7 separate regions of the Mus musculus genome follow, and regions 2, 3, 4, 5, 6 and 7 are each linked to region 1. Evidence: chromatin loops called from intact Hi-C (ENCODE). Cell type or tissue: left cerebral cortex. All regions are shown on one strand.

Region 1 (4,000 bases):
CTTTCTTTGTTTCTTTCTTTGTTTCTTTCTTTGTTCCTCTCTCTCTCTCTCTCTCTCTCTCTCTCTCTTTCTTTCTTTCTTTCTTTCTTTCTTTCTTTCTTTCTTTCTTTCTCTCTTTCTCTTTCTTTCTTTCCTGATTGGCCCAACCAGATGTCTATCAATGTTATTCATCTTAAAGAGCTGTTTTTTTTACGTGTTTTTGCTATTTTTTTCATTCTGGTTTGCATTATTCCATCTCTTTGGATTTCTTTGTGATAATTTGTTCTTTTACAGGTCCCAACACTCAAAGTCAATGTCACTGACTAGGGACATTTGTTCTTTTCCAGGATTGGGGTGTAGTGTTGTAGCGTTCTTCCTAACGGCTGGCTCAGTGGCTCCCTACAAATTCTGATGTGCTGTGATTTCACTTTTTACTTTTGATTCTTTTCATTGGCATAGATGCCTTGTGTCTGCGCAGGGATTGCCATAATTCCTTTGCGTCTCTGCAGGGATTGATATAGCTCCTTTGCATCTGCCCAGGGCTTTTACCCCTGGCTACAGGCGGTTTCACCTCTGAATATGCTAATCAAGATGGAGACTTCTTAGCTTTCATACACTCTCCTGTTGGGAGCCTTCTGCTCACTTTGATTTCCCTTGACTCTGCCACAGTCTTTCTTTGTTGTCCGATGCCCATTTGCTTAAACAACCCAGTCCTTTCTTATGTATTATTAGTTGTTTGGTTGAGAGACCAATCCTCAGTCAGAAGCAAAAGTTAGTGGAGTTTTGTCTTTGTATAACAGCTTTCTGGTCTCAAAGTTGATATGGATCTTCAAGTTTATAAGCTAAGAGAGCATTATCGTGTGTCCTGTTATTGTTCATGGTATTACCATTGTGAATGAGAGAACAACCCCCCCCCAAGCCCAGTGAAGGACTTACCTGGCTACTAGAGGAACTCGGAGTACAGGACTGCAGGACAAGAGGAACTGTGTCCAGGAAAGCTCACACAGAGGGCTGGCTGTGGTAGAGATTAGGTGAGGCATGCTTCAAATTCAAATTATTGTATTTGCCATTGAGCACATATTTAAACATGCCTACTGTGATCTGGAGCGAGTTTAATAAACACAGTTGATAATCATTCCTGCCTCTTCAACGTTTCCATAAACAGTCTGTTGAAAGGACAAAATAGTGTGGACCAAGACAAGACGGTGGCCCAAGGAACGGGGAGCAGGAAGTGGGCAGCCCATCCTAACTGAAGTGGCACGTAACAGTAGCATGTACTCGTTCTACAAATCCTGCAAATATTCCAGCATTCATTAGACTCTTCCTGTCTATAAACCACACAAACTCTGCCAGTCTTGGATGCCACGTCAATACTGTAGCCACCATCATAGAAATGGACATTTTCTGAGAAAAAATGGAGTGAGAGTAGGCATGAGTCTGGGGCACGCATGAGTGCGCAGGGGCGGGAGTGGGGCAGTAATTACTCCTCCCTTCCTCTTCAGTGTTCCTAGGGGTTTTTCCACAAAAGACACTGGCAAATGGAAGGAGAGATGGCTCAGTGAGTAGACACTTGGTCTGATCTCACCTTGCTCCCAGGACGCGTGATGGAAGGAGAAAATCAGCTTTCCTCTGATACCCTTGATTTGGTAACCCACACACATACACAATAAGGTGTGTGTGTGTGTGTACGCGCGCGCGCACGCACGTGTATGTGTCTGGAAAAGTCTCCCTAAAAGAACATTGGCAGCACAACTGTGTCTCCTGGACAAAGATGTCTTAGCTTTGGGGTTCTGTGCCTTGCCACAGCAGCAAAGGTGGCAGGCAGAACTGAGAAGTTATCTGAAGCTTGGGTGGTCCAAGCCCCCAAGGTGTATCAGGGCTCAGGGAAGGGGGTGAGGTGACCTGCTGGTTTTTGCTCCAGGCCTCGGCCGGCCGGGTGTTTTAAATGTGTAAGGATTATATTTCTATCCCTGGTGCATGACATCTATGTGAAAATCTTGCTAGATTGATTTTATTTCTTAGTGATGTTTAAGGCTGTGCGAAGACCCAAACATTTCCCCTGACATCATCCTTCTCATTTCTGGCCTTTTGCGGGCAGTTGGATGACTATTCTTATGTCTTAAATTGGACTCCAGCGCATTGTCTTGTGGTGCGTGGAGGACTTCAGAGGCAGGAGATTGTAGGGATCTGGTGAGAGGCGCACTGCCTGGGTAGCAATGTGCACACAGCGCGGCGGTTGCGCATCTGGAGCTGCAGTGCGCCGGTAGCGCAGTTCCTAATGCGGTGGTAGCAATGGCCCGAGGTACCGGAGCGTGCTGGGTTTCTTCTCCCCACGCGGGGGCACCAGAGCCCTCGAAAGTGTCAGGCACTGCGGCGCATCTACCAGATTCCCTTTTAAATGACTGCGGATGTGCGGGCGGTCGCAGCTACAAATGGTGAGAGGAGGCTCAGATCAGGCTCGCGAATGGCCCGCAGCGACCATTTAACTGCACCCGCACGTTTGTCACTCGACCCTCCGGAATCATCTCACGTGTCCCCACTGAGACTCTAGGGCGCTGCCGGAGCCCGGCCTCTCGGTAGCTGGAAGCACATCCTGCCTCGGGCAGCGCGGGTGCAGGGTACACGTTGGCGCACATGCACGCGCGCACACGAACACGCGCAAGGTACGGCAGGGCAGGGGACAGGGGCTTGGGTGCTCCGCGTGCGGGTGGGTGTCGCGGGGAGTGAAGCTGTGATCCTCAAATGGCTGCATCCTGCCAGGTTAAGGAATAAGAGAAGATGATGCGGAGCCATCCATTCCACAGGCCAGGGTCGGTGCAAAGCATTTAGGGAACCCACAGCGCGGCCGGCGCGCTCCCTTCCCACGCAGGGCTCTCTCTGTGGCGCAAACGGCAGGAGAAAGATCCATCAGAGCTACACTTGTGTCTGCAGGCTGTCTACACTTCTCTCTTGGCAGAAACCCCATCAGGAGAGCTTTGGAACCATCCACCCCTAAATAGGTAGTCCGGAACCCGGCAATGGTCCTTGGTTACTAACGTACAGCGCTATATATTTATTTTTGTACGGGGTGTAGCTTGTCTTCCCTATATTTTGGAAATAGCTTGCTTTCCCCTATGAGCATGGTGAGAAAGAAGAACGCGGCGGGGAGGGAGAGGGAAAGGAAAAGGAAAAGGGAGGATTCCTACAATACGAATCAGAGCATTTTTTTCAGAGCCTAACCAAACAGGGCTTCCATTTAAAAAAGGGGGAGCTAGTCTGTACTGCGATGTGGAAGAGATGTAAGAATTAGGGACCAAGGAAGCATCGCTGCATTTTAGATGTACCGGGGTCTAAAGGGGGCACACACACGCACACGCGCACACATGCACACCCGCACAGCTACCCCGCCAAGGTGTGTGCGTGCGCGCGAGTGTGAACTCCCACATGCTGCTGTCTGCGCCTGGCCGCTGGCACCAAGCCTCCTCCTCCCCGCTCGCCCCCAGATTCCCTCCCCTCCGCCTTGCTTTTGTCTGGAGGGTGCTATGCTATGCGTGTGTGCGTGTGTGTGCGCGCGCGCGTGTGTGAGCGTGTGTGTTTTTGGATTTCATACTAATTTTCTGGAGTTTCTGCCCCTGCTCTGCGTCAGCCCTCACGTCACTTCGCCAGCAGTAGCAGAGGCGGCGGCGGCGGCGGCCGCCGGTTAGAGCCCAGTCGCTGCTTCAGCTGCTGTTGCTGCTTCTGCAGCGCTCTGCTCCCTGCGCTTGCTACGGGAGGCCGGGGAAGCCGCGCGGACAGTCCTCGGTGGCCTGGGCCGGCACTGTCCTGCTACCGCAGTTGCTCCCCAGGTGGGATGTGCCGCGCCACCTGCCCACCTCCCCTCTCCCCCCGCGCCCAGCGGCCGGGGAGGATTCTGCAGCATCATTGGGGCCCCAGCGCTGCCGCAGCCTCTTTGGAGGGTCCTTGGCTTGGCCTATGCCATGGAATCTGCTCTCAAAGACCCGTTACCGACTTCTCATGCCTCGGCCTCAGGCTTGAAGGGAGG
Region 2 (4,000 bases), 290 kb after region 1:
GGGGAAGGGTGGGGGCTCTCAGAGTTAGTTATTTTTCACGGTCACCTGCCATCTACCAACTGCCGCAAAGGCCAGAAAACACAGCACGTCAGGTGTACTGTTGGAAAGAGGAAATGCACCGAACTTCACAGGCATCAGTGAGGTAGATTCTCATGCCCAGATAAAGTCTGCTTCTTGAGATCCAGGGAAATTCAGGAAGTAGGCTGGTGGAAATGGCAGCGAGTCAGAGCTGTAGTTCAGAGACCCAGGAGTCAGCAGCTTCATCTGTGAAATGGGCTTGCTAAGCGTATCCCCCCCAAAGACCCTGACTGGAGTGGGGTGGGCACTTCTCAAGTTCACCGGGAAGTGGAGTAGAGAATGGAATTGAAGCTGCCATCCATTTTCTGCTCCAGTGCCGTAGATAAAAATCCAGAAAGCATTGGGATGACAAACACCGCCCAATCTGACCTGGGCTGAGGAATTCTGTGTGTGTGTGTGGGGGGGGGGGGGTGTCTCCAAGCCTAGCTTCACCTTCAGTGCATTCTCTTTGCCAATGCACACAAACCACTCTGAGCTCCATACACATCTCAAACACACTGCCACAGGGCCTTTGCACATGCTGCAGTCTGCCTGGAATGACTTTCTTCTTTTTGGTTAATTACTTTTTAGTTGTTGTTGTTGTTGTTGTTTGGATAACAAGCCCCAACCTCTAACTAATCTTCCAGCCCAGAACAGATTATTCCATCATATCTAAGATATTGTCTGTGGAAATTAAAAATATCTTCCCGCATACTGGTAATTATTAATCTTCTGAACTCACTTCCTTTGGCCACTACAGTGTTATCTTCACCATGCCGGCCCCTCCAGGGATAAAACTGCTGCTGACAGAATCTGTATCCATGTTTTGGTTAGCTGGTGCCTGTTCAGTATTCTGAACATCATCTGTCCTAGTTTTTAATTTTTAATCTTATTTATTTATTTTCTTTGCTAGCATGGGCTGCCTGTGAGGGGTGTGTGTGTACAGGAGCGTGCGCTCCACTGCAGGCAGCTTTCAGGATTGAGTCTCTCCATCCGTCCGTCTCTGGGTCTGGTGATTGAGCTGGTCAGACTTGAACTTACCCTTCTCCAGCCCATCCTGTCTGTGCTGATGGGTGCCCCTTCCATGTGGCACTGGTCTCGAGATTTCCTAAGTACTTGACATTGTTTCCAATACTTACCTCCCCGACTCAGAGTTCTAGGCAGGTGAGGGCTGTGCGCATGGTTATTTCCCCATGTGTAACAAGGATAGATTGAAAGTGTGCACAAGGTCACTGGAGGAGAGCACAGACCCTGCTCAGTCACCATTGGGTTTGACCCTGAGTCACAGAAAGGAAGTACCAGCTTCAGAGGTGGGGACTGGGGGATGGAGAGAGCCCAGCCATCCGCCTGCACGCTCAGGTGGGCCCAGTGGTCTTCCAGTCCCCATCCTGTCTGCTTCCCCAGACCCCAGCAAGCCCTTTCCTTTCTTACCCTGACAACTGAGGCCTTGCTGTGGAGCTCTTTAGCATTCTGCATCCACATTCTGTTACCCTGACCCAGTTTCAGGCTTTGAAACTCAACTGCTGCTGACAGAATCTGTGCAGGGGTATGGCTCCCCCTCCCTGTTCCCTAAATAAAAGATGAAATCAGAATGGCCATGTAGATGCTGCCTCAAAACGGTGCTTTATTTAGAGAGAGGTGTTAGTTATTACTGGCTACTGGCATTTAACATTTGTTGGGTGAACAAAATCTGCCGAACGAACGCCGAGGAGAATGTGAAATGGACGAGCCTCCACCCAGGGTACGCTGGGGCCCAAATTAGACCCAGACAAACCAGTAATGTGCAGCAGCAAGGATGGGCCCACAGGGAGCCCCTCAGCAGTGTGGGTCCCTGAGAGACAGAGGTGGTACAACCATGTGTCTGAGATAGGAAGTAGACCTTGCTGAGGCCATTTTGAAATGCAGAGCAGGGTGAATCAAACACTCCCTGGGAGTCATTAGAGATGAGAAACCCTCTGGAAAGACAGTGGGATTCTGGAGGTCCCTTTCTGCGCTTAGCTTCTGCAAGACTGGGGCTCCTGTCAAGGTGCACTTCAGAAAGTGCTGCCTCTTCAGGCCTGTATCCCATGACAAGAGGCCAGAGGCACACCTCTGGACAGTGAGGTGGAATGGGCAAGAAGAGTCCTCTCTCTCCCTGACATAGCAGACTACATCACTGTGGGTGATCCAGACCTACCCAACTGAATGGAATCTAACAAACTGCAAACCTGGGTGGAGTCTGAGTGAGAAACTCAGAGGCTGCTCAGCTGGTTTTGCCCAGTGTGGCTCAAGCCACAGGACCTTTCCGAGCCCCGGTTTCTTAATCTAGGAAGTGGCAGTCACTGTTTTAGGCTTGCTGGCTTGCTGTAAGAACTAACACAGATGTCCATAAGAAACCATCGTATGGCCTGGGACACAGGTTGGCCGTGTTTCAAGCTCTCAGACATACCACCTTCGTCTAGACAACTAAACAGAAACTCCAGGCCAGGACCAGATTGAAGTTAATAATTCCAGACTCAAGGTTTTAACTCAACATCTCACACCAACTTGTCCAAAGATAATCACTCTGTAACAGAGGACAAGAAACATATGGAAACAACCCTTGAGATCCTCAGATAAAGCCAACAGATTCTTTCTAGTCCTTCCAAGTAGAACAATCCTGGAAAAGTAGGGAGGAGTGATCTTTAAAAGAAAAACGTATCTGATTCGCCACAAGCCCCAACTGTAACACGATGCTTAAACTGACTTAACAAAGAGCGCTGTTTTTTTTAACTGTGAAGCGATCACAATACTCTTTCAATTTGAACATTATTACGAACATATGAGACCAATGTACACAGGTCATAAAGATGTCAAAAGAGGGAATAGATTTAGCATGAAATATTAGCTCAGGAAACTGCATTTCTAAAGCCCTTAGCCTCTTCCCATTACTGCCAGAAATGACGGCCTCTGAAGTCAGCCTGCACAGCTTGGGAGGTGTCGATCTGAGGGGCTGAGCGGGACCTCCGTCAGTTTCCTACTCTGCCACACTTAAAAAATCAAAGCTACAGCTGGGAAGATGGCTTAGCAGCTGAGAGCACCAATTGCTTTTACAGAGAGGACTGGGATTCAGGTCCTAGTACCCACATGGCAGGTCAGAGCCATCAGTCACCCCCTTGGAGATCTGACACCCTCTTCTGGCCTCCACAGGCCTTGTACATTTGTGGCACACAGGCATACATGCAGGCAAAACACTCATTCACAAAACAAAAATAAATGTATTAAAAAGCAAGGGTGGAAGCCTCGTATAAGAGAGAAGGAGGAAAGCAAGACTTGATTCTTCTCCAGGAAACAGGGCATACTGTATAGGGCACAGGTGTACAGGGAACAGGTGTGCAGGGCACAGGTGTGCAGGACACAGATTTGCAAGACACAGGTGTGCAGGGCACAGGTGTGCAGGGAACAGGTGTACAGGACACAGATTTGCAAGACACAGGTGTGCAGGGCACAGTTTTGCAAGACACAGGTGTGCAGGGCACAGGTGTGCAGGACACAGATTTGCAAGACACAGGTGTGCAGGGCACAGGTGTTCAGGGAACAGGTGTGCAGGGAACAGGTGTGCAGGGAACAGGTGTGCAGGGAACAGGTGTACAGGACACAAATTTGCAAGACACAGGTGTGCAGGGCACAGGTGTCCAAGGCACAACCTTTTCAGCTTTCCACATTGAAAGTGGAGAAGCTTTCTGTTGTGTCTCTACCCTAACAGCACATAACTGAAGAGAATTTACCATGTATTGAAGGTCAAAGTCTACCCATGCTATCTGGGTCCTGGAAGACAGGTGGACAGTGCTAGGAGCCCATTATGCAAGGTGGAGCCAAAGAGCCAGAGCCCTTTAAGGGGCTAACCATACCATGGTATCCCATTAAAGATAAAACAGAAGGAGTATGAGACTAGAAGAGAGAGGGGTGGGGAGAGAAACAAGTT
Region 3 (4,000 bases), 480 kb after region 1:
ATATGCATTCATATACATATGGATATATATCCAATGCTTTTTATTTTCTTTCCTTAAAGTTATACAAAAACACCGTTTCAATGTATTTTTAAAATTCAATAAAAGCCAAATTTCAAACTTTAGATGAACCTGGATCTAGGCCTCAGATCAGTGCTGGCATACACTGTTGCTGAACTTCAGGGGAAAGACAAAGACAGTTTATATCCAACCCACAACAAACCACACGTGTTTCCCTGGTGCCAATCCACAAGACACAACCCACCCCGATGCAACCAGAGAAGCCCTACTTATTAATGAATGCTTTTATCGATGTTTCCTCGTGCGGCAACTCAATCAAAAAGGCAGCATAAAAATAAATTAGCTGAGGATGTGAGGTCTTATTTTACAAATGATAGCACTCAAAAGGTTTAATGTCTGCCACGCAGACTAAGACCGCTGGGGTCTCCCTGCCCTGAGGGAGCAATTTCTGTCCATACAGGAGCTTGCTGATATAGTGAGGTATTTACTAGACCCTTCACGTTCCAACTCAGGATGTAAGACACATATCCACAAACCACACAGCAACGGAATCTACCCCATGGCATGCAGCAAACGCACTTATTTTAAGTAGTTACCATGGGGATCCATCAAGAGCATAACACCTGGTGCATCTACAGAATGCTGTGACCCAACACTATGAGCAGCTACACGAGCCATGTTGCCACACACACACTTTGACAGCTGTATACTGAACACTGCTGTGTCTTTGGCATCTGCCGGGGCCACGAACATCTTTTTGCCCACAGACAAGGGAAACCAGGAGTGTTAATCATGCAGGAGTATCTCCTTAAATGAGGAAGAACCTGTTTTCCACCCAGAACGCTAGGAGTGGATATTGTTAATGACCTGGAGACCTTTTGCTATTTGTAGAGGCAGACTTCACCCAAGCACTCCAGACTTTTCCATCCCAGACGTTCCCTCCCATGGCCTTTAGCTCTCAGGCAATAGAGCATATCTTTAGCAGGGGATGTCACATATAATCCACAGCCTGCTGACCTCTGTGCTGTCCCTGTCAGAGACCCCGCTAGAGTCTAAGCCTTTGAGCTCTAGAATACATCTTCATGTTCACATGTACTTTGTAAAGGGGTTTCTATGTAGCCATGCCTTAAGCTTTATTGTGCACCTGGAATTGGAATGAGTGTTGCCTGGAAACTTTTCCCCCAATTCTATTGTTTAAATATGCCGCCAATAAACTGCCAGGCATCGGACTCTTTAGATGTTTGATTCAGTTTGATGAAGTCAAGTCGAACCGAGTTTTCTTTTCTTTTCTTTTTTTTTTTTATTCCCTCAGTGACTTCTGCAGGGACCCTCTCAGGCATCTCTTTCCAAATGTACCTATTAGATCATACACACTGAGCCCTCAGAGGGTATCTAGGTGCAGATGCCAAAGGACCCTGTGAGACACACTCGATGGTTCTGAATGTTCAATGTCCCTCCCATAACTGGGCACACCTACCTCGGTACTTCCTCACCTAGAACTAAGGATCCAAACTGAGATGTACTAGATTTAAAAAAAAGAAAGCCTGACATTTGCTCTCTCTCTCTCTCTCTCTCTCTCTCTCTCTCTCAACCTCTTTCTGCCACTTCCTCCCACTAGGCAAATTGTTGTTCCTTCCTCTGGGGGTCCACAGAGGTTCCTGCCTCCTCTTCCGAAGATGTACTGAATTGCTAACTCCTTGTATTCATTTCATAAGTTTGCTATGCACCAGTGCTCAGCCCTTTAACACAAGGGCAGTAGGTTTAATAGCGTGAATAGACTCAGAAGACCACAAAAGACCACAGAAGACTAAACTGGGCAAAAGAACAGAGTCCCAAAGGAAGACTACACGCACACGCACATCTTTGATGCCACGGATGTGGGGTGAGTGGTTAACCAGTCTGGAAGATGTGGGCTCAGTGTCTCCCCAGAACAGGCTGCCAACCTAGAACACCAGTGCCCTCCCATGGACAAGCTGCAAAGACCGGTAAAGCACAGCCCTCAGCCCTGAGGCTCATCACCCCACCCTGAAGTGAGGATGTCACGGTGTCTTCCCCACCTGCAGAAAGATCTGCTCCTGCTTCGCTCTTCACTCCTGACACCGCGGAGGACCGCTTCTTCCAGCTGCTTCCAGCCCGGTCAAGCATAAATCTCAGTACAACTCGAGTCATGAACGGAAGTATCATTTACCGATTAGTAAGACTCATTTCCTGGGGCTGAGGAGACGGCTCTCGGTGGGAAAGTGTTTGCTTAACAAAAGCATGAGGACCAGAGTTCAAATCTCCCCACACCCTTAAAGCCAAGTGTTAACAGCACTTGCCTGTCACCTCAAGGTGCCAGACTAAACTCAATGTCAAGATTTGGGTTCAGTGCGGAAACCCTGTCTCAAAAACTAAGGTGGAGAGCTATAGAGTACGCTGCATGAGACCAGCCTCACAATACTGGGCATGGTTCAGAGCAGTGTGTTGGGGAGAGGGGTGTAAGCCTGAAAGACAAACTTAAGTTACTAGACTCATGCACATTATGTTAACTAATGCTCTGGATAACTCTGAATACATGGGTGACAGTGTGTTCTGATATGTTACATTCAAAAGATCGGCTCCTTCACTCTGCTTGTAGCGCAATGGCTACAGCAGAGGGAAGCCTTCATTAAGGGGCTCCCTGTCTCCTAGTGCCTGTCACACAGGGGCACGAATTTGAGAGACTGGGAGCCAGGCTGCCTTTCCAGACCTTGAGATCAATCTGATTGTTAAGCCACTTTCTTTGCGTTCTGACAATCTAAGGTAAGTCTTGATCCTTAATGAACAAAAGAGGAAGCATTCAAGAACCCTCGTGTTTCTCTTTACCTGTGAAAGGCTCGTCTTCATGGTGTAAGTACAAACAGCGTCACTCCTTGCATCCAAGCTTAGCTTAGTTCCCAGCCCTGGTACAGCACAGAAACCCATCCCAGCAATACAGCAGCTAACATCTTTCCTATGATCTTTTAAAGCAGGACCAAGGGAAGCCAGTGCAGCCCAGAAATGAAGTAGGTGAAGTTGTGGTGGTCAAAGCCGGCCATGCTAGTCACACGTCATTGTTAACACTGTCTTTGGTGTCTTCACTCTTACAGGGCCTGGTAGAAGAAGCCCCTAGTGGAGGCCAGAATGTTTAACTTCAGGATTAGAGAGGCCCTGGGAGAAAGCCCCTCCACACAGCTTGGAGGGTGAGCTTTATGTCCTATGAAGACTAACACCAAGAGAATTCTGTGAACTGCCGATTCTCATCCATGTGCTCTCTGTTCCACACAGAGCACACACTTGGAATGGTCCCCATAGGGAAAACAGACCAGTTAGGAGCTGAAAAGTAGCCAGGTTCCTGTTGAAGATCTGTAATCCCAGTTGTTTAGAAGGCTGAGGCAGAAGGATCCTAAGTTCAAGGCTGGCCTAGGCAGATCAGTAAAACCCACTCTCAAAGAAAGAAGTAAAGGCGGGGCCGGGCCAGGCATTGTCACAGCCAACTGTTTTTGATGCTTGATAGCAAGAGAGAAAGAAAGAAAGAAAGAAAGAAAGAAAGAAAGAAAGAAAGAAAGAAAGAAAGAAAGAGAGAAAGAAAGAGAGAAAGAGAGATAGAGAAGTAGGAAGGAAGGAAAGAAAGAAAGAGAGAGAGAGAGAAAGAAAAAGGAAGAGAGAGAAAGGAAGAGAGAAAGAGAGAGTAAGGAAGAGAGAGAGAAAGGAAGAGAGAGAAAGGAAGAGAGAAAGGAAGAAAGATGGGAGGGAGGGAGAGAGGGAGGGGGAGGGGGACTGGGAGAGAGAGAAAGAGAGAGGTGGATACAGAAATGAAGAGAGAAAAGGAAAAAGAAGGAGGTGAGGAAGGATCGCCAGGTATGGCGGGAAATCTACCTTACAAACCAGTTGCGTGCTGAAAGCTCAGAGGTGTGCATCTTTTCCTTGAAGGTCTTATTCTGCATGGCAATATTTCCCATCAGAAAAATACTGGAGGACCCCA
Region 4 (4,000 bases), 510 kb after region 1:
ACACCTGTACTTGTACACATATACATATACACAAAATTAAAAATAAATAATTGGAGGATGTCGGGTCCTTAGGAACACACCTTTATTAGGGATAATGGGACCCTAATCTCTTCCAACTCTCTCTCTACTTCCATTGCCACCTGATCCACCATGGCAGAACCTTGCTGGGGACCAGGACGAAATGGGGCCAACTGACTGTGGGCTTAAAGCTTGGAAAATGTAAACCAGGTGGATCTCATTTTACCTCGTTGATTTATCCTGGGTGTTTGTTACATAAACAAAAAGCTATCACTTCTTCCGTAAGCCTGTAAGAACCCAAAGACGACTGTCTCTCAACTACTGTAATACATTTGCCCATCATCAGACGTTAAATCACATCGAGTCTGCCTACCTCATCCATCCACCAACTGCCTACTTGTCTCCATTTCCAGTTGGTGTGTATGCCTTAAATGATTCCTGCTGTCCCACGAGTCTGCCTTCCTCCAATCTCACTCCCTCCCGCCCACTTAATACATTAGCCTATAAAATATTCTCAACATGATCATCATCTTTTGAAAAAGCCTTGACTGGCATCGTACGCCCTTCAGATGGAAGCTTGGTTCTTAGATCTCTTAGCCCTCCATTATCAGACCCTTCCACCTCTCTTCTTAGCCATCACTCACAAGACCTCACCTTCCACAGGAAACATAGCAAACTATGAACTTCTTTGAGTTCCCAGGCCAATTGCGATCTCCTGTGTCAGTCTTAATCCATCCCTTGCCTGCAATGGCCTCCTTCCTCATCCAATGGGCTCATCATTTTAGACTTCCTTCCTCGCGCTCTTCCCAAAGCCAAATTGGGCACTCTCCCCCCTTCTATGTCTCTCTCTGCCTCTGTCTCTCTTCTGCACCCCTTAACCTGCATTACAAATAGTAAGATCCAATGTTGCCATCAACTTGCACTATAAAAAGATACAATTTTGCCATCATTTGTTCCGCTTGTCTGTCTACTACTGAAGTACTATGTAAAGTACCATGCTCCTTGAACTAACATGTGCCCCTGTGCTTTGCAGTCCCTGGCATATTAGAGACATGGCACTGTTCTCTGTTAAGTGATTAATCCAGTCTCTCCAACCCTTTCTTCTTTGCCCACAAGAGCACCCGTGATCTTGATTGCTTTCCTCCATCACTCTACATATCCACAAGTTCATTAACACTCCATATAAATGTACTACCAAAGCTCAGACTTGCTCCTAACCTGCCTGTCAGATCCAATTGCTGTCTTCTGCTCCAACTCCAAGCTGACTACTGCCTGCATCACAATCCCAAAACACAGGCTCCTAGTGGGTCAGTATCTCTGCCAAAGACCTACTGGAACTTAGTTTCTCCGTATGGGAATTAACAACGACTCAGCCGTATGGCTGTATAAAATATGCATTAAGCAGAACGCAATGCCTATTAATGAAACATTGATGCATCTGTTTATCTGGCCAATTATTTGAAAATAGCCTGGACCTTTTCCAGACGATGATTTCAGCTTGGCATCCTGTAGTGTGAAAGCCATTGCTGGACTGTGCTACTAGGATGTACTTGGTAGGTAAGTTGTTTTCCTGCATGCATGCATAGTTTTATTCTCTGGTGTCTTTCTGAGGCAGTGAGGTCCAGAGAGCCTCTCCATTTGGCAGCAGTCAGGGATTTAACTTACTATCCCGAAAGGCTTCTCTTCTGGCTCCCATTTCCCGGCTCTTATTTTAACAGATCTCCTCCTCTGTGCTACAGTTTCTCATCCTTTATTTTGTTTTTTTCTAAACATCCATTATCCACAACAAGTCTTATCTCCCTGCAAGACCAGATGACATTCCCTTAGCAACATTTTCTATAGCTTTTTAGCATTCTTGTACATAATTCAATCATTTTTACATTAAAAAAAAACCTCAAGGGGTAGAGATGGCTCAGTGGTTATGTGCACTGCTGCTCTTCCAGTGAACCAGGATTTGGTTCCTACACACACACACACACACACACACACACCAGCTGATAACCATCTGTAACTCCAGTTTCAGGAGATCCAGTGCCCTCTTCTGGCTTCTGTGGGTACTGCATGCATGTGGTGCACAGACATACACACAAGCAAAACACCCATGCACTTAAAAACAAAATAATTATATTTTTTTTAAAAAATACCTCCGAGCCTTCAAAAAAGTAAAGAAAACACAAAAGTGCATTTTATTGTGTGACTAAACAGCAACATGCACAGAAGATAGCCATTGCAGAGAACTGACATCTAATCTTTCATCATTAATAGCTGTGTAAATAAACACCAGAGGCAACATGATCAATGGCCAACTACAAATAAGTTGAAAATACTGTTGGTATAAAGATAGATTTATGGATTTATATGTAAATTACTCTGCAAACTGGGACTAGAAAACTAACAGAAGAAAGGCCAGACAAAAGAGTAGACATATTTGCATATCCCTATCCACACATACACATACATACGCAGAGGTCAGGTGACGGCCTTTCCCGTCACCCATTTCCTGATTTAAAGAAAGCTGTGACACACAAAAATCACTTCCTTGATTCTCACGTGGTTAGGAGCAGGCTTCCCAAGGTCGAGTGTCAGTCAAGTTGCTAAACTCCACCCCTTTGGGCACTTAGTCTCATTTCTCCGACCCGGTCTCCCCATATTTATGGGAAAGTTTCCTGAACTTTTATACCCCCCAAAGCATGTGAGTCTGGGATATTAAAACTATTGCAGGGTTGGAGATGTAGCTGAGGGGCAAAACGTGGGCCCATCAGGCATGGAGCCCTGGGTACAATCTCCACATCTTCAAATATCCTGCAAACACCAACATGTATATGATACAAACACTAATTTAAAATGAGAAAAATAGTTAGAGGTAGTGGTATACCCTCTAATACTAGCTTTCAGATGGCTAAAGCAGGAGGCTCTCCACTTGAGGTCAACCTGGTCTGTCTGTCTGTCTGTCTGTCTGTCTGTCTGCCTGCCTGTGTGTGTGTGTGTGTGTGTGTGTGTGTGTGTGTGTGTGTGTGTGTGTATGTGTGTGTGTGTGTGTAGCTCTGTGTGTGTCTGTGTGTGTGTTTGCATTTTTCCTCCATTTACACACTTCTGGTGAAATGTAACTTACAGATTATACTGAGAGACTGATATTAATGATAAATTAGGTGAATTACAAGAACCTTCTGTGATAAAAGTTATGTAAAGGTGGCCTCCTGAGGCAAGGCAAGCAGTACTATTTTCAGATGGTGGCTGAAGTTGAAGCTGGAGTCAGGGGCAGCAGACTAGGGGAGATTATGATATTCACACTTTTATATGAGTTCACAGCTCTAAGGAGAAAGCCTCTGAAAGGCTAAGGCTGATGGTGTGTGGCTGTTATTCTGAGTCCCCAAACACCTTCTTTCAGAGGTGCATGGTCCCTGTTTCCTCCGTGGAACACCAGCATCTTGGACCAGCGCCAAACATGATCTGATAAATCAGAGTGGATCCTAGACCTAGGCTGGTGTTTAATAAATGCTCAATAAATGGCTATTGAACGTTAGCCAAAGGGAAACTGCTTTTTCTCTGGCCCTACATGGTCTTCTAGGTGCAGGAGAAAATTGTGATCACAAGGGTTTAGAATAGTTTAGAACTTCAAAGTATGAGAGGAGGATTCAGAGAAGAGAGGGGAGGGGAAGAGGGGGGACTGGAGAGGGAGGGGGAAGAGGGAACAGAGGGAGAGAGGAGACAGAAGAGGGGAGAAAAAGGAGAGGGGGTAGAAAGGAGAGTGGGAGATGAGGTCAGAAGCCTGCTGACGGAAGACTGAAAGTCAAACGTCCGGCTTCACATACTGGTAATGGTTACAGCATATTCTGACTGTGACTGAATGTTCCACAAACAAGTAATTAAGGTAATCTTCATCTCAGGGGGTGGGGGAGTGGGGAAAAGCTAAGCTGCAACATGTTTTGAACAGCTGGGGAACAGAAGAAATACTGGAAGCAGAAAAAACACATGCAGCATC
Region 5 (4,000 bases), 680 kb after region 1:
GCAAATTCCAACTCGGCCACACACAGACACATGGCCGTATGGCCTTTGATAGAGTGCTACGCACTGTCTACACTGCTGGCTCTTCAGTGAGTGAGCACGGGCATCGGACTGTGCTAAAATACGCCAAGACCTGCACAAGGCGAGCACTTGGTGACGGACACTCACCCAAGGTATTGTCATTTCCCTCTCAGTACCTGAAGACTCACACTGTCACTGCACACTTAAATCACATCTGAGTCCCTGACCCTCACCGAGCCATTTAAACCTCAAGTTTCACCCTCCTACAGACAGAACACCTTACATAACAGCCGAGTACTGGAGCAGAAAAAGGCTCAGGCTGAGGTTAAGGATGCTCTGATCTTTTTAAACAATGTATCCTAATATTACTTTTTAAAGTACAGTATTAATTCTGAAAAGAGAAAGCAATACTCAAGAGTTCTGACTGAATATATTCGGGAAAGCTAGGCTGCAACACTAAGAGTCAATCTAAGGAAGTGACTCCGATTCCCTAAGTCATTATCTATTCAACATAACACAGAAAGGCTGCGTCTGAGTAACGATATTGAGTAAACTATGAAGTTGCCACAGACTCAAACAGCGGCACCAGCCTTTAATGAAAGCGAAGTAAAAGCCAGGGTCAGTAATCAGAGCAAGCATGAGGGGCCGAGTCGCCAGCGCCACCCTACAGGAGCTGGTCCTCCCAGACAGGCCTGGGGTCAGGTTTGCTCAGCATGTACCCTCCCTCCTGTGAGAGTCGCACTTCACGGTGAGAACATAGCGATGTGACCGGTTATGGGCAGAGCAAGGTCAGCATCTGCACAAAGAAACATGGGAAATAAACTCTAGGAAACAAGGGGAACACACACACTGGTCTCGCGCAGCAGACTGTAGCTCAGTTCAGCAAGCAGCTGGACACATGCTAGCCGGAAAGACTGAAAATGCCTTTGAGCTAAACTCTTTTATTGATTTAAAAGAAGAAAGTCTAACTTAAATGGGAATCCAAGGACTAGAAGGTACTTCCTGTATTAATGTCAGTTCCCTGATCCTAACCATCATGCTACAGTGACACACAAGAAAGCCATGGTTTGTAGAAAATGGATACAAGGAGATCCAGAGTGCCAAGGCACCATTTCAGATGTCAGCATCTTAGCAAAGTAACACTTCAAGTTTTTTCAACGTAAAACTTCTAGAAAGCATTGGGAGTTATGAAATATTGCTCAGTAGATGACAATTTTGCCTTACAGGCCTGAGGACCTGAGCTTCGATGCCCAGAACCCTCAGAAAAAACCAGATGCAGAAGCCTGTTTGTAATCCCAGCACATTCATACCAGGATGGGAAGAAACAGGAGGATTCTGGGAGCTCTCTAGCTAAGTAGACTGCTATACACAGCTGTAAACAATACAGGTCCTGACTCCAGATGGAAGGCAAGGAGGTAGTCCTCCCACCTCAGCACTATCTCAAAGCATGCATGCACATATTATACACATCATTCATATATATATATACATACACACACACACACACACACACACACACACATATACACCATACACACAAAACACACATATACTCAAACAACACACCATACATCTCATACATACTATATACATAAATACACACATACATGTGCCATATATACAAACATACATGCATGCATACCTACATACACACACACACACACAAAGTTGATTATCTTAAATTAGACTGGGGTCTTTGACAAGTGTCTTGTGCATGCTCACTTTATGTTACAAGCAGGATTGTTATGGTCGATTTATATAAGAAGGAGTTAAAACCCCCTTGAGCCTGAGAGACATGCAGGGAGAGAATGAAACAGAAGCTTGAAACTGAAGCTATCACTAAATGCAAAACTGCCATCTGGTGGCAATTTAAGAAAATCCATTTCAAGTAACAGCTAAAGAGGGTGTGGAGATAGTGACACAAATGTTCAAATTTAGCAATTCAGACAACATTACCACAGCAGTACATTCAAGCTGCTCTAGGATCGTCTGTGAAGACTTCTTAGTAGAATCAGCTAAAAAAAAGTCTTAGGGGGAAGGGGGTAACTAAAGAAATGAAAGCAATTCTGGCACTGCCCATCTTGGTGAGCCCTACCAAAGGCCTCTACCCACCAAGTCCATTTCTATGTGCACAGCACTCAGCGTCCCACAGGCAAAATGCCCAAGCCTCCCACAAAGTCAAACAGAAGGCAAACTAGCCTCCTAAGTACTATGGCCTCCTTCATCAGTTTATGCTTTCCACCACAAATGATTTCTTTAGTCATCAAAGGCTCCCAGTGCTCATTATATTAACTGTGCATCCTGCTCTAAGTACATACAATGCGAATTCAAGTTTACAAAAAATCCTCACTTTTTTCAGCCTCTACTGATGTAAAACCGAGCCAGCTTCAGTTTTATTCGGTATTAACCTAGCAGATCCAAAACTGGTCTTATTTTTAAAAGTCTAGCTACCTAAACAGCTTGCTCTACCTTTTATCCTAACTTCATAGATATTATTTACAAATATATGAAAGAAAAAAGAACATTCATAGCATGTTTTATTGGATTCCAGAAAGAGCCTGGAATAAAGTTAGGTGGAGACTGAGAAAAGTTCAGCTCGTGGTCTGTAGTGTTGGGGGTGGTTCAATCGCACAGACACGCTCCATGCCATGTGGAGTCCTTGCAGGAACCATCATAAAGTGAGGGAGGGTGGCTGAGAGAAGAAGAAGAGAGGAGGAGGAAGGGGAAGAAGGAAGAGGATGAGAGGAGGAGGAAGGGGGAGAAGGGGAGAAGGAGGGGAGAGGAATAGAGGAGGAAGAGGAAGAAGGGGAGAGGGAGAGAGAAGGAAGAGGAAGGAAGAGAAAGGAAGAGAGGAGGAAGGGGAAGGAGGTGAAAGGAAAAGAGAAGGAAGAGAAAGGAGGAGAGGGGAGAGGAGAAGGGAGGGGGAGGAGGGGAGAGGTAGAAGGGAGGAGGGGAGAGGAAGAGAGGAGGAAGAAGGGGAAGGAGAAGAGAGGAAGAGAGGAGTAGGAAGAGAAAAGAGGGGAAAGGAAGAGAGGAGGAGGAAGGGGAGGAAAAGAAAGGAGGAGGAAGGGGAAGGGGGAGAAGAAGAGAAGAGGAAGGGGAAGGAGAGGAGATGGAGATGGGAAATGGAGATGGGAGATGGAGGGCAGTCATGAGGAAGGGGAGGAGAGGAAGGAAGCAGCAAGCAGCACCAGACAAACACTAGACATTTCATTTTAACTCAGTTATAATCATCTATATTAATGACAAAGGGTCAAAGAACAAACCCCTTTCTCCATTTATAAAACCAGCTGCCAACCATGTACCAAACTAATTACAATTTACAAATATAGGAACAAAACTGAAGGCAAATACAGTGGAAGACTTAACTGCAACACTGTTAAAGGACACACAGGGCGTGGAAAGCTACAGTCGTCTATATGCCAAATTACACTCAACTGGCACTGGCAGGCTTTCAAATGAGGACTTAACACAGTAAAACCAAACTGGAACTCGAATGAGACACACACAAGGTATAAACCAACAAACAAGCACTGGCTGGGTCTTCCTTTCTCTCCATGAAGTCAGTGGGCATTAACTGCACTACAGACAACACATCTTATTTCTAATTACCTATTAAATCAAAACGGACTGGATATATTTCAAGGTTACTTCAAATCCAAGAAATGTTGCAAATAATAAAGTCTACATGTTTGTAAGCAAAATTAATTAAACTTTGACAATAGCAAGGATTTAACCCAAATAATTAAGCCAGGAAAATAATATAGTAAACCCTTTCCCTAGTTTTGTAGTCAAATAAAGATAGCAAGATTAAAAACAGAAATATTAAAATCTGGAAGGGATATAAAATTAAGTTATAATAAAGAGGAAATTTTAAAAGCTTTGATCATCTCCAAAAAAAAAAAAAAACAAACAAATTAAAGAAGTAAAGAAAAGTACTAATTTGCAGGGAGGTAAAGGTCAAAATTAAAGAAAACTTCTA
Region 6 (4,000 bases), 210 kb after region 1:
TTTTTATTGATGTCCGTGGATGTGTTTCCATCCATTAGACTACAGAATTGAATGTTATAAATTAGCAGAAACACAAAACGACACTATTTTCTTAAGATGTCCCGCGCTGTAACTTAATTTGTTTGGCCCAGACAATATGTCATATTCAAAAATAAAAAATAAATCTTTACTCCCGTGTGCCACATTAAAACTATTTTTAAGGAGGCACCCTTCGGCCATCGTGATGGGAGATGGATATCAGCTGGGAGCAGCAGAGACGGTTTGTAACCCAGTCTGGTTCATTTCCCGGATGGTGGAGGAGGTTTCCACCATAAGAAGTTAAAACTGCTTTGAAATCATGCAGCAGCCAGAAAACAAATCACGTATCTGAATCTATTTGCCCTTGTTTCGGGTCAAAGTCTGCAGATTATCCACAGGACAGTTCTCTTGCTTAAAGTTCACTGGGCTTTGCTGTGGGGCAGGCTTGGTTTTCTGGGAGAGAGCCAAGGTAGGCAAAGAGGAGTCCTTAACTTGGCTTTCATAGCAGTGTGAGGTTCCCCAGGACATGACCTCCAAATTAACATCAACTTTGAGACCCAGTTTCTAAGAAGGGGACAGAATTCCATATTCTTCATATATCATAACAACATCTTGAACATGGGAAACCTGGAGGAGCCGGAACTGAGCTGCGATCATCTGTCTGTTCACCTAGAGTCTACTGCTAAGTACTGCCTCTTGCCCCCAGTCTAGCTGCTTCTAGAACCATTTCCAAATGAGCCAGAGACAAGTAGAGTTGAATTATTACTATCCTTCCTTTGTTCTTTCCTTCCTTCTCTCCTTCCTTCTTTCCCTCCTTCCCTCCCTCCCTTCTTCCTTCTCTCCCTTCCTCCTTCCGTCTCTCCTTCCCTCTTTTTCTTTCCTTCATCTTGTTCCCTCTAATTTCTTCCTGTTTCTTTTTTTTTGTTGTTGTTGTTCATCTGTTATGTCTCCATCTCCAACACCCATTTCTCCCCTTCCCCCCAACCTCGGACTGTGTGTGTGTGTGTTTCTCTCTCCTTTTCCTCTGCAGAGATTAGATTTATTTACATGCAAGGAAATGTACCAGCCTTAAATAGACTATTCCATGAGCTTTGGCCAGGATATCATCCTGTATAAACCAAACAAACCCCCATTAAGACCCAGAGCACCCTTCTCTTTCCAGAGAAGTCTCATCTCTTTGGTGGCTATCCTCCCAATCTCTCTGTTGACCCTGTCTGAAAGGCAGTCGAGGTTCTCAGCTTAAGAGGTAGAGGCATTCTGACAGCTCGGTGGGCATTATATGCATGGAACCCTGCGGTGCTTGTAATATATTGGGTGTGACAACTGACAAATCAAAGCCCAGAATGCTTTTCTTTGTGTGAATTCCTGCACAAGAGAGCGGTCGCCCCAGCAGCCATCCCTGACTGCTCAGCAGTTTGGAAGTTGTCAACGATGAGGTCCTTATTTTAGTGTCTCTACTGGCCTGCAAAAGCTTTTCACTGACTGTGGACGTGCAGGTCAGCGCATGACACTGCTGGGTAGGGTGGCACGCCTGTGCAGACACCGCGGATGCAGACACGGTGTTTACTGCCAAGCCTGTCTTTGTGTCTGCAAGTCGGACTCTGTATTATTGATTTTATTCTGATTGTTCCTTGAGACAAAGGATGAAATTGTTTCTTTCAAAGCAGTGTGTGACCTGAAGGGGAGAGCTAGATGCACGTAGCAAGGGCAGGGTGAATAGTCTCAGCCAAGCAGGCAGACGCTGCCCTTCTGACTCCAACGCATAGGTTTAGTTATCTTTTTTCCAAATCCACAAAGCTCCTTGGACAACAGGAAATAATACACTCAAGTTTACAAGATAGCTGCTTTACATGCAAAAAGCGAAGAGAGGGCAGCGTAGGGGAGACGCGTCCCCAGGAGGGCTCTCACCCCAAGCGCCCTGCTGAGGCATCGTCACGTGGTCACTGTGCAGCGCAGGTGCGGAGTCTGGCCAGCTTAGAGGGATTCAGATACTCAGAAGTCTCGCAGGAGCCAGCCCTGCACGTGCAGTGGTCTGACTCCACCTCCAAAATGTTTGGTAGCCCAGACTGCATCCTGACACGTGACCCAGGAAATCAGCCACTCTGAATCTCACCGCCTCCTTGAGAGCGCTCCAGCTGAGAGCTGGTTCTGCTTCAAATTGTAGATGCTTCATTTACTGGGACACAGTGTGGATAACCAGACCTGGGCGGTCATGCTCAAACCCACCCCCCTCCCCCGCCTTCCCCGCCCCCAGCAGATCACTTTACTGAGCTTTGCATGGTAGTGGCACAGCAGCTGCTCCCTTAAGGCAAGGTGGAGCTCTTCCTTAGTTTATCACTTTTCAGCTTCCCCAGTTTTCTGCTCTGTCTCAGTGCATGGCCCAGTTAGACTCTATTTGGCCAAAAATGGACAGATTCCCTTATTCAGCGCCCAATCTCCCCAGAAGTATCCGGCCTACACTTTCTGGTACTCACAGCTGGCGAAGAACAAGAGATAAGAATTTCACATATGGGAATATTGAAGTCGTGTAAAAATGATCATCCGAGCAGCAGTTCATCTACATTAATCTCCCTGTGAAACTAAGCCCCCAAATATATTTAAACACGAGGGTGGCAGACGTCAAATTAATAAATGGCCATATGTATCTCCAAACAGCAGATAACCATCAATCATCTGCAACATTGTCTATGACTATTTCAAAACCCCACACAGAGCCAGGGATACAATTCATAGGGCTTTTTCTCTAATTAGCTCCAGACAGCACTTAGTAGGTAGGGGGCGGGGAGTGGGATCAGACAGGCATCAAAGATAATACCACATGAGCAATTCGGATCTGCTGAAATAAAACCACAGGAAAATATGAATGCTTATGACTCAAGTTTATCCAACTAATAATGGGTGGGTGGGGGTAAAATTCTAACCCTGAGATAACAGGGCAACCTGAGACAATGACCTACAGAAGATGTTATCTGCACTCAGGACAAAGAGAAGGAAGTGAAGGGACCAGAGGCAGCAGAGTACTGCGAGCAAAAGGAAACCAAAGGCCCGGAGGTTCGGAGGGAGATGTTCTTCTTCAACCTGTTTTGTGAAGGGCCTGAACTCTAAAGCAGCTGTTTGGATAGAGACTTCCCCTGCCTGGCTCCAGGGAGATACCTGGACCAGTTCCTGCAAGAGAAGATCTGGAAGCTTGTTGGCTCTGTTATCATGACCCATCTTAGAGCAGCAGACTTTGATGGAAGGCTTTTCAAACTGCTTTTCCCTGCAAGGATCTGGCCCCAAAGCAGCTTTCTCCCTCCTGAAGTTTGTTCTGGTTGCAGAGAATCTAATCCTGAGAGAGTGGTTGGGACATTTCTCCACCTTTGCCTGGAGTCACAAGAAAAAAAATATTGTCAGAAAGGTCAGGCCCCTCCGTGGGGCCTTCTTGGGAAAGTTTATGCCTTTTATTTAAACTGACGCTTGTTGTTTCTTTAAATGTTGGGGGAGGGAGCCTCTCAGCTCCCGATGGTACTCAATTATAGACAGGGATCTAAAATGCCTTGGATCTTTGGGGAGTTCTGCATTGGGGGGAAACAAGGCTCTCCAGGCCTGTGTCCCTAGGGCTTGCTCCTCTCTCCTGATTGCAGTAGAGGGCTTTGGTTGGTGGGTAGGTGTTGGAGGAACTGTGACCCAATGTCACAAGACGAATAAATGTGTCTGTTCTATAAGGAAGTCTTAGTTTCTGGGCACCATTTTTCTAAGATGATCGATAGGGTGGCCTCATTTGCATTTCTCTCCTCTGTTTTTAGTAAGTCTCCTCATTGTATCCTGCCCCCACCCCCTGAGCATCAGTCCTGGTCTCATCTCCCTTCTCCTCTCTCTCTCTTCTTCATGGGCATGCATGTCAATTATTTTCTTCAGGTGAGATCTATAGGAAACCAATCACATCATATATTTCTCCTCCTCCTCCTCCTCCTCCTTCTGACATTGGCCAGTTTGATTACAT
Region 7 (4,000 bases), 590 kb after region 1:
GAGCCCCAACTGTTGACAAACACACACTTGGCCGAGGCAGAGTCTCCAAAGAAGGCTTCCCTTTGAAGTCTCCAGGCCTGTGTCTCGGCAGAAATGGGAATCTCATCTCCACTGATTGTGTGTATTTCTGTGTGTGTGAATGTGTGTCTTGTGTATGTTTCTGGGTGTGCCATGTGTGTATCTGTGTGTGCATGTGTGTATCTATGTGTATGCATGTTTATATTTCTCTGTGTGTGCGTGTGTGTTTCTGTGTGTGTTATGTGTGTGTTTCTGTGTATGTCTTGTGTGTGTATCTGTGTGAACATGTCCATGTATGTATCTGTGAGTCTGTGTGTATCTGTATGTGTGCCTGTGCATGTCTGTACCTGTGTGTGTGTGTGTGTGTGTGTGTGTGTGTGTGCACAGAGGCACAGGAGAACAAGTGTTCTGCTTCATCACTCTCTGTCCCATCCCCTTGAGACAGGATCTCTCACTGAATCCGGAGCTAGGCTGGCAAGCTCACATTCCCACCTGCCCTCCCAACCCCAGTGCCCCAGTGCTGCTTCGAGGCAAGCCCACCGTTTATGTGTGTGTTGGGATCTGAACACCTTATCCTCACAGAGCCAGCCCTCTTCCCCCCCCCCCCCCCCCCCCCCCGTGAGCCATCTCTCCAGCTCATCAGTGGAACTGTTTAATGCCGCAGGCCGTTTGCTCTGAGGTCTGCGTGAAGGCTGGATAAGTCCCAAATGGCGCTTTCACTCCGGGCTGGAAGGGTGTCAGGAGAAAATCCTCCAGCATCTACCTCTGCTTTGTCAGAGACAAATCAGCTCACTGAGTTGCCTCTGCGACAGTCAGCACCTAGCTCTCCCTCGGCGTGTACTTGGGAAGAGGAAGTAAAATCTTAACTTTATCTGAACCACTGGACCAGCCCCTCCCACTTTCACCTCTGGGAACATCCTTGATAAGAAGTGTCTGGACAGGGTCTGGACACCTCAGTCTTGGCCCCACGCTGTTTATGTAACAACAAGACTTAGAATGGAGCCTTGGGCCACTGTGCATAAGTTAGCCTGGGCAGGTGACAGTCAGTCACTCAGCCTGCTCACACCCGTACATCAACCATCCCAAGAATATCCTAGCCCTCAAGGCTTAGGGAAGTCCCTGCTGAACAGAGGTGTGTACGTTGCCTCACATCAGAGCTGAGGGAATCCAACATTGTCCACAGGACAGCCAATGTCTCATGCCTGACTTTTGTGGGATAGTCCTGGGAGCTCCTTTCTTTAATAATTTTAACCTTTAACCTTTGGCCTTTACCCAGTCACTGTGACTATAACACACTGTGGATGTTTCTGGCAAATCATCAGATGTGTGTGTGTGTGTGTGTGTGTGTGTGTGTGTGTGTTGTATATTTCTGACAACCCCTCGTACAGCCAGCCTTCCCTAGTTCCAGACAGACCTCAGCCCTAATGACATCAGAGTTACATCTTTTAGAATGTAACTCTGTCCTGTCCTTTTTCCTGATTCTCTATGTTTTCCTTTACTAAGACCCTTGTACCTTCTTAGTGCAATCTGTTCTGCAGTAGCCCTCCCCTGCTGTGTGCCTTGGATAAGAAACCCCCACCTCCTCCTTGTAACAATCATAATTGAAGAGGAGGCCAGGAATTTCAGAAGAAGCAAAATGGGGGAGGGGAGGGGCATGGAATCGGGGTGATACAAATGTGTATAGTTCTCAAAAATATAATTATTTTTAAAAAATGAAAAGATACTTGCAAGCAGAGAAGAGGATATGAGTCACCTACAGCCGTGTATTGTGGAATCTGACAGGTTAACCGCAGTACCCATCTGTCCTCGTTCCCCAGGCTAGAGCCTACACCAGCTGAACAAACAGGTAGCTAAAGAATATGGGTGTCAGTCTCTGAGGCAGCTTGAGGTGACCAGGTGACTAAGTAGTGGCCACTGGTATGAAATAAACATGTGATGTGGGACCCCCTTGGGGACAGCTTGAAGGAAGTAGGAACACAGACAGGAATGGTGGCATCTGGCAGCTTCTTGCCCCACAAGAGGAAGTCATGTCCCAAGGCTGGTAGAACAGGGAGACCAAGGAAGTCTGGCTTCTGGAGACTCTCCGAAGCCCCTGCCAGGAGTGAACTGTCTTCACATTTCTTCCTTACAAGGAGCAAGTGACCCAGTGTTTTGAGCTACCGTTCTTCTGGATTCTCTGGCCCACACAGCTGGGTCTTTCCTAACCAAAGCAGGGGTGTGTGCTGCCACCTCCTGAGGGACTGAGCAGGGCTCCCCCGGCCTCAGCAGCAGCGCAAAGATGATTCATTTAAAAGCCTTCTATTCTGGATACTACCCTCTCCGTTTCCTACAAACCCAATTACCAAGAGAACAATTGGATTTTTCCAAGTCCCTCAGAATGTTCTCTTTAAATGTTCTTGGTATTAAATAGTAACAGAATTTAAATGGCATCAACAGAACACACAGATGTGACGTGGTGATGAGTTACATAAATGAGAGAGAGAGAGAGAGAGAGAGAGAGAGAGAGAGAACGAGCCCTGGCACACAGGAGCCCAGGGACTGTGGCCAAGATGGAACGGCGTCAGAGCACAACAGGCTGACAGATCTGCCTCTGGCTTCCAGCTGCCTTCTTGCACGCAGACCCTTCTCTGGTTTAGGCTAATCTTTTCTGTCCATGGAGGGTAATATTAAAGGACCAGGACCATACCACTGTTCTGAGCACCAGGGTTGACAGTGAGTGAGTCCGTGTCACCGCCCTGCCAGTCATTGAGCTGTGGGTGGGTCTGCACTGGGTACTGTGCCACTACTTTCTCTTCTTCGTGGCAAAGTCCCTGTGAAGGGCCCCACTGTTGCTTTACCCATCGGTAAATGATATGGAGAGAAGTTGAATCTCATCCTCAAATTCCTCAGCAACCAAGAGGCAGGGTGGGGATTTGAACCCAGCCCTTGTGACTCCCCAGAGCCTGTGCACTCAGCCACACTGCACTGTGAAAGGTAGATGCAGTTGCTGGGCAGTGGTGGCACATGCCTTTAATCCCAGCATTCGGGAGGCAGAGGCAGGTGGATTTCAGAGTTTGAGGCCAGCCTGGTCTACAAAGTGAGTTCCAGGACAGCCAGGACTATACAGAAAAAAAAAAAAAAAAAAAGGAGGAGGAGGAGGGAGGAGGGGGAGGTGGGAGAGGAAGGGGAAGAGGAGAGGGAAGAGGAGGAGGGAGAGAAAGGATGGGGGAAAAGAAGAGGAAAGAAGAAACCAACCAGTATTTGATTAGCTCACACTTTTCACCCAGAGGGCCGGGATACATTCTGCTAGTAAAGCCTGGCCAGGGTGAACCCCCAGGACACAGACTTCTGCCCGTGTTTGTGGCTTCTGCTCTCCACTGGCACACAGGACCTCTGAGCCTCACATCTACATGACAAGCGGAAAGAAGCAAGGAGAACACAAAAGTATGCCCCCAAATTCCTAGCAGACAGCCTCTTGTGGGCACTAGTACCTGCAAGGGATTGTGGGTGAATGAATGTCCTTAGTGCGTCTGTTGGTAAGGCAGGGCTGGGGGTTGGAGCTTGGGTGGTGGGGCAGATAATCTGCATTACAACCTTGAAACTGATTTCTCAAGCTTACCATCCTCCACAGAGTTTCCAGGACCCTGCCCCTGCCTGCAGCCATGCCCAATAAATCCCCTCACCCTGATCCCAGCCTTCCTCTCCTGCCACCCACAACAGAGGGACCCTAGCACCACTCCGTGACCTCCGCTATCCACCAGGCTTTCAGAAAACCATCCAAGAGTTTATATCCCAGGCTACATTTTCGGAGCTTTGGTGAGGCTTGACTTTTAAACTAGAATTTGGAAAGAATGTTCCAGAACACAGCCTTTCTCCAGCTGAGTGTGAGCCATGCTGTAAGACTCGAGTGGTTGCCGTGACTTAGATATGCCTTCAAGCATCTTGGAGATACCATAAAAGATACAGAGGCACTTCAACACAGAGTCCGTAGAAACTTAGTGTG

What was found. Peaks named below come from ENCODE experiments on the same cell type or tissue, not always from the same donor. Only the 100,000 strongest peaks of a DNase experiment are listed, where the experiment ranks them.
Region 2: it touches region 1 in a loop (3.0-fold over the local background); 2 of 42 quality-filtered maps call a loop at or near these places.
Region 3: it touches region 1 in a loop (7-fold over the local background); 5 of 42 quality-filtered maps call a loop at or near these places.
Region 4: it touches region 1 in a loop (2.3-fold over the local background); 2 of 42 quality-filtered maps call a loop at or near these places.
Region 5: a loop joins it to region 1, with 4 times the contacts of the local background. A loop is called at or near these places in 5 of 42 quality-filtered maps.
Region 6: it touches region 1 in a loop (10-fold over the local background); 3 of 42 quality-filtered maps call a loop at or near these places.
Region 7: a loop joins it to region 1, with 6 times the contacts of the local background. A loop is called at or near these places in 7 of 42 quality-filtered maps.

Annotation. Positions count from the first base shown.
Region 1 is chr13:58,804,211-58,808,210 of GRCm38, forward strand. Ntrk2 (neurotrophic tyrosine kinase, receptor, type 2) reads left to right here and starts at 3,487. Exons shown (of 18, transcript NM_001025074.2): 1 at 3,487-3,803. In left cerebral cortex, a CTCF peak has its summit at 2,314 (motif pointing right); DNase peaks (open chromatin) are centred at 2,334, 2,845, 3,105 and 3,520; H3K4me3 peaks cover 1,983 bases; H3K27ac peaks cover 2,231 bases.
Region 2 is chr13:59,093,257-59,097,256 of GRCm38, forward strand. All of the region lies in intron 16 of Ntrk2 (neurotrophic tyrosine kinase, receptor, type 2), which reads left to right. Among named protein-coding and RNA genes, the nearest start is that of Gm53063, 22 kb to the left of the region's middle. RefSeq lists an enhancer at 1-902. In left cerebral cortex, a CTCF peak has its summit at 1,614; DNase peaks (open chromatin) are centred at 1,669 and 2,528; H3K27ac peaks cover 3,891 bases.
Region 3 is chr13:59,287,356-59,291,355 of GRCm38, forward strand. No RefSeq gene overlaps it. Among named protein-coding and RNA genes, the nearest start is that of Gm34672, 34 kb to the left of the region's middle. In left cerebral cortex, a CTCF peak has its summit at 1,990; a DNase peak (open chromatin) is centred at 1,953.
Region 4 is chr13:59,312,583-59,316,582 of GRCm38, forward strand. No RefSeq gene overlaps it. Among named protein-coding and RNA genes, the nearest start is that of Gm34672, 59 kb to the left of the region's middle. In left cerebral cortex, a CTCF peak has its summit at 2,089 (motif pointing left); a DNase peak (open chromatin) is centred at 2,055.
Region 5 is chr13:59,487,469-59,491,468 of GRCm38, forward strand. All of the region lies in intron 17 of Agtpbp1 (ATP/GTP binding protein 1), which reads right to left. Among named protein-coding and RNA genes, the nearest start is that of Agtpbp1, 68 kb to the right of the region's middle. In left cerebral cortex, a CTCF peak has its summit at 1,879 (motif pointing left); DNase peaks (open chromatin) are centred at 1,925, 2,660 and 3,467; H3K27ac peaks cover 2,680 bases.
Region 6 is chr13:59,009,640-59,013,639 of GRCm38, forward strand. All of the region lies in intron 13 of Ntrk2 (neurotrophic tyrosine kinase, receptor, type 2), which reads left to right. Among named protein-coding and RNA genes, the nearest start is that of Gm53063, 62 kb to the right of the region's middle. In left cerebral cortex, no CTCF peak of the experiment used is centred here; DNase peaks (open chromatin) are centred at 2,049 and 2,428; H3K4me3 peaks cover 780 bases; H3K27ac peaks cover 3,399 bases.
Region 7 is chr13:59,391,181-59,395,180 of GRCm38, forward strand. No RefSeq gene overlaps it. Among named protein-coding and RNA genes, the nearest start is that of Gm34721, 15 kb to the right of the region's middle. In left cerebral cortex, no CTCF peak of the experiment used is centred here; DNase peaks (open chromatin) are centred at 1,856, 2,301 and 2,518; H3K27ac peaks cover 1,239 bases.